Regions from separate parts of the Homo sapiens genome. Here region 1 is linked to region 2. The links are chromatin loops, found by intact Hi-C in ENCODE. Cell type or tissue: heart left ventricle. All regions are shown on one strand. Links, peaks and the distances in the headings refer to the core of each region. The heading gives the core; the rest is flanking DNA.

Evidence for each region. Hi-C counts contacts between places; a loop is a spot of excess contacts. Peaks named below come from ENCODE experiments on the same cell type or tissue, not always from the same donor. Only the 100,000 strongest peaks of a DNase experiment are listed, where the experiment ranks them.
Region 1: it touches region 2 in a loop (2.2-fold over the local background); 4 of 110 quality-filtered maps call a loop at or near these places.

What each region holds. Positions count from the first base shown.
Region 1 is chr10:51,723,502-51,726,425 of GRCh38, forward strand. All of the region lies in intron 3 of PRKG1 (protein kinase cGMP-dependent 1), which reads left to right. Among named protein-coding and RNA genes, the nearest start is that of CSTF2T, 25 kb to the left of the region's middle. In heart left ventricle, for the core only: no CTCF peak of the experiment used is centred there; no DNase peak of the experiment used is centred there; H3K27ac peaks cover 969 bases.
Region 2 is chr10:51,959,418-51,962,341 of GRCh38, forward strand. All of the region lies in intron 5 of PRKG1 (protein kinase cGMP-dependent 1), which reads left to right. Among named protein-coding and RNA genes, the nearest start is that of CSTF2T, 260 kb to the left of the region's middle. In heart left ventricle, for the core only: a CTCF peak has its summit at 1,179 (motif pointing left); no DNase peak of the experiment used is centred there.

The DNA of each region.
Region 1 (2,924 bases), core at 219-2,718, 240 kb before region 2:
TAGGAGAAATGCCTAATATAGATGAAAGGTTGATGGGTGCAGCAAACCACCATGGCATGTGTATATCTATGTAACCTGCATGTTCTGCACATGTATCCCAGAACTTAAAGCATGACAAAAAAAAAGAAAAAGTTATCTGATGGTGCCAGTCAATCCCAAGACAAAATCCCAAACACCAACATTCTGAATGCTGCAACCTTGAAAGATCAAAATATTTAACATAAAAAATCCTGAAAATCACACTCCAGAAGATTAAAACCTCAAATGTTGAAATCCTAAAAGATGAATTTTGGAGAAGAAATTAATGTATTTTCTGTTGTTTGCAGAATAGTTGCATCATATTAGTTGGATCATGTTAGGTGAAACTATTATCTTGTTATTGTCTTTATTTGGAAACTAAGTATGGTTTAAGGAGTTTCGTATGGGTTTCAACTGATAAGGGGTGGACTTGTGGACTTAATTTTAGGTGCCAACTTAACTGGATAAAAGAATACCTGTAAACCCAGTAAAGCATTATTACGGGTGTGTCGATGTGGAGATTAGTGTGTGTGTCTGAGTGGACTAGGTGGGGAAGATCTGCCCTCATATTTCCAGTATTTCAAAGATCATAGAGGGGGTAAAAAAGCAGGTGAAAAATACAAGAAATCTCCCCTGCCAAATTATTCAGTTGTGTACACTATCAGTCTCTTTACACACAGGACCATGCTTGCTTTCCAAAAACACCTTTTGTCATAGGATAAAAATAATTCAACAGGCTCAGTGACCTTCTGCACTAAATATATTTGCTGATATGGAAGTTTCTCCCGTGATTATAATGTACATAGATGGTGAACTATTCTTGGTTAGGGATTTGACTTTGGAAGAAGATAGATTTCCTATATTTACCACTAAATTTATCATAGACAAACTAGTGCATGCTTCATTTTGGCCAATGGATGGCACTTTCAAAACCGTCCCTACTGTTTTTCTTATCAACTCTGCCTAATTCATGCCCTTATTGGATCTGAAAATTCTAGAACTTATTTACTTCTTTTAAATTTTTGAATAATGATGATTATTATTCTTTAAATTGAGATGGGGTCTCACTATATTGCTCAAGTTAGTCTTGAAATTCCTGGACTTAAGTGATCCTCTTGCTGTGGCCTCCAAAAGTGTTGGGATTATAGGCAAGAGCCACCGTGCCTGGCTTCATTCATGGGTTTTTGTTTCTCGAGACAAAGTCTCATTCTGTTGCCCAGGCTGGAGTGCGGTGGCACTATCACAACTCACCGCAGCCTCAACTTCCTGGGCTCTCAATCCGTCCTCCTGCCTCAGCCTGAGTAGCTGGAACTACAGGTGAGTGCTACCATGCCTGGCTAATTTTTGTACTTTTTTTTTTTTTTTTTTTTTGTAAAAATAGGGTTTTGCTATATTGCCCAGGCTGGTCTTGAACTCCTGGACTGAAGTAATCCTCCTGCCTTGGCCTCCCAAACTGTTGGGATTGCAGGCGTGAGCCACTGCACCTGGCCTCATTTATGTTTTAATGACTGGAAAAAATCAAGCACTTTATAAACATTTATTTGAAGATTTGGTGGACTTGCAGAAGAAAATGAATTACAATTGAATCCCCAAACCATAATGACAGATTTGGAATTAGGTACAATCAAGGCTTCTAAAAGTGAATTTCAAGGTGTTACCAATAGTTTGTTTTCTCCATTCAGCCCAATGCATATGGCAAAAAATTCAGATGTGTGGATTGCCACATGATATGGCAACAACGAAAACTTCAGTTTAAAAATGTTTCAGGTGTCTGCACTGGCCATTTCCTTCCAGCTGATGGAATTTTAGGAGATTTGAATGAATTAAAGCTGCATTTGTCTGAAGAAGCCAGTGAAGTTACTGACTAGTTTGTAAATAATTATGTGCATGGTAGGGTAAAAAGACACTTAGGCAACTTTTTTTTTTTTTCCTTTGGTCAATCACTAGTATTGTTTCCACCAAATTTGTGGCCTGTATATGAGTCCATGCTTAATGGATTTCTGCATACCCAAAACAAAATAGAAGCATGGCACAGAAGATGGGAAGATTCGATAGAGCATGCTTATGTTGGTGGATATGGAATCATAGAAGAATTTCTTTTTTCTTTTCTTTTTTTTTTTTGTGGGGGTCGGGGACAGGGTTTCATTCCTGTAGCCCAGGCTAGAGTACAGTGGCATGCTCTCGGCTCACTACAACCTCCACCTCCTGGGCTCAAGCGATCCTCCTGCCTCAACCTACAGAGTAGCTGGGACTACAGGCACATGCCACCATGCCTGGCTAATTTTTGTATTTGTATTTTTTCAGTGATGGGGTTTCATCATGTTGGCTAGGCTGGTCTTGAACTCCTGACTTCAAGTGATCCACCTGCCTTGACCTCCCAGAGTGCTGGGATTACAGGCATGAGCCACCGTGCCTGGCCAAAGAATTTCAAAAAGAGCAGCACCACTAGAACATGAATGTAAACATATTCTCCTAGGTGAGCAATGCCCTAAAAGAAAATAAACAAACAGCTATTCATCACAATGCAAAACTTCAAAATATAGTTGATCATGAAAGTTGACTAGCTCTTATACACTACCTCTGTGTAATTTCCCATAATGTAATACTGTTTGTCAAATTTTCTTTTTTGGTGTTTTGAGGTCTTTTTTTAAAGTTTGTTTTTCCCCTCACTATTTTAAATCATCAGCATTATCCTTTTACACATCACTATGCTATGTATTTTAGTTTTGCATCCTTTCTAATACTGGAGGCATACATTTTGTAAAGACTTTTAGAGAGTTCTAATTCATTTTATGCATTTTTGGCAAATTTGACTTTGCAAAAGAGTGTTATCACAATGTTGACTTTGTGTAAGCATTGTGCATGTATGTAAAACCATTGAAACTTCCTCAATAAATGAAGAGATG
Region 2 (2,924 bases), core at 101-2,600:
CTGCTGCGCAACTGAAGGTGGAAATGTAGAGTACGTTGAGGTAGCATACAAGAGACAAGACTGGAAGGGTAAGCATTGCTTAGAGTCTTGTATCTCAGTTCCAGCTTTGATGCCTCCTAGGTTGGTCACAATTTTTCTCCTTCTCCCCAGGTACTCACTGCTCCAGTTGGGTTTATTCAGTCTGTTGAGTGAGATCTAGGCAGTGAGTGTTTGAATTAGGGCAGGAGTCATAGGGTTTAAAAATTAGAAATAGAATAGGGAGAGAGTTTGGAGGTAAAATTTGTTGGGCTCAGTGACTGATGAAATGTCAGAGGTGAAGGAGATTGAAGTATAGCAGATGATGCCAAGATTTCTAACTGCAGAGAGCCAAGTGGGTGGTGATGCTGTTACTTAGGATGGAAAAAGTTGGAAGATAATTGAATCTTGTGTTCTCTAAATTCATTTCATATTTCCCTGAGTTTTAATGTAAGGGAAATATCTTTCTACTTTGTTTCACATTAAGTATAAACAGAGCTATCACAGATTGAAGATATCAAAATTATGCATATTCATGTATGTACATGATTAGAAATATGTGTGATTTTATATATTCTCCTAGTAGAATCTAGGATCCATTACAGTGTTCTATAGCTGCAGAAACTTCTAGACATCATCTAATCAAGAAGTCAAAAATTTGTTCCCAAAGACCTTTTTACTTTGGTTTCCTTTTTTTTTTTTTAAGCCAAACCAACCAGAAAACAAACAAAAACATTGAAAAGGAAATTATTTTGGATGGGTACCATTTAGCATCCTTATCCTCTTACTTTAGAACCTCTGAACTCATTTAAATGAGCTACCTGCTCTAACAGGCACTTGAGTTTTCTACCCTTGAGCTAATTCAACCTTCTCATTGACTAGATGTGAAACTGGGTTAGTTTAACAGACTTTGGAAACAAGGTATGAAGGAGGGAAAAAACAGGAGCAGTAGTTATACAACAAAATAGTTGCATAACTTATATAAACTATAATAATTATAAGACTATAAAAATATTTATGGGAGTAAGATACTTTTAAACAAGATGGGATATTTTTTCCTGCCCCCTCCCCACCACACCCCCCACCAAAAATAACCGTTTTCTATTTTTTCTGTTCATGTAGTGTCACATTGATTCTATATCGTTACCCACAGTGCCACCTATTGGTAAAATAAAGACGACGTAACCAGTTTTTCTGTAACCCATATTTGGTACCAGAGTCTTAAGAAATCTGCCCTGGATTTTCGCAGGCAGATGTTAGAAAGCAGATTGTCTGTGATCCAACTGAAATGGGAGATGAATCACGTGTTTTATGCAGAGATGCTCAAGCTTGTCATTTAGAAGAACTCCAAATAGGATCTCAAAAGCATGATATCCGACTTCCCCAGTTCGTGGTTCTGCCAACAAAGAGCCTGTGAAACTGCTTAGGGATTCTAAGAATTTAGATTGTTCCCACATATTGGGATGCAAATTGTTTTATATGCCATGCTACTCAGGCGTGATTGTTGCTTTTTAGCGACAGCAAGTTGAAGTATTGAGCTCATTTGATATGTGTTCTGCCAGTCTTCATGTTATCACACAGGCTATTAAGTGCCAAAAAAGGCATTAGTTTCACTGAATATATTTAATTTTTAAAAGTTAGTTTTATAAGGTTAGTGAATGTAATTTTCTCTTTCTTCATTATAAGCTTTTCTAGAGAAGGATATTATTTCTACAGAACTAACATAATACCAAATACAGTTGTCTTGATATTGTGGGGGGAGGATTGGTTTCAGGATCCCCTTAAATACTAAAATCCATGCATGCTCAAGTCCCACAGTGGGTTCTGCTGAACCACAGATATGAAAAGTTGACCCTCGTGTCCACGGGTTTTGCATCCCAGGAATACTGTTTTTGATCTGCGTTTGGTTGAGAATGAGGAACCTGCAGATGTGGAGGGCCCACTGTATTTATTGAAAAAAAAGAATCTGCATTTAAGCAGACCTGCACAATTCAAACCCATGTTGCTCGAGTCAACTGTGCAAAGTAAGGTGTGGTATATATGGTTGCAGGAGTAATTAATACATTTAACAGATATCAGCAATTGGTGCTCAAGTGCACATGCAATAACACACACCCAGAAAGGTACACAGTAGAGATGGATGTGGTAAAGTACAAACATTGATGACTTCCCTCTTCTATGCTCTTTGAATAAAATGCTAGATTCATGGTGATTGTTATTTGTTTGAAATCAAAAGATTTAGTCATATCCTCCCTCCCACAAGCTGTTATTGTCCAAATTTTTACGTGTATTACCAGAATGTATTTCTGGTTAGCTTTGCTCACTTTTGAGTTTTTATTTGTTGTGTATTCGATACTTGAGGTAGTTTTTGGAGGCAAGCTGTACTGACATTGTTGCAGCTACTCTTCCAGTTATTTAGAGACCAGGTAGTGATCCCAAGTAAGCCACCAGAAGACTGATCTGTGATATCCACGTCAGGAAAGACAAAATTGTTCCCCAGTTAAATAAAAAATTAAGTAAATAAAAATGGAAAAACTAGCACCATCGGACATCATGCCCTTTTAAAGAAATTGGGGTTTAAAAGCAAGTTGTATTTAGATTGAAGGGCTATGGGGACAAAAATCCAAAATCTATCCACCAAGGAGAGGCAAGTTAAAGGCTTGAAAGCAAAGAGTACACCACAGGCTGGAAGACTCTTGGTTGGGAGAGAAGGGTCAGGAAGGAGCTCGGGAAGAATGATTCTTAAAAACTAGCACCAAGGATGGGTAGGAGCACTAGCCCTGGAGCTGGACATCTAGGGTTCAAATTCTGGGAGCTTTGTCAGATACTGAGGCATTCAGAATGGTGGGTGGGAACACTAGTCTTGCAGCTGTACAGCCTTGATTCAAATCCTGCTTCCCCCTATTATA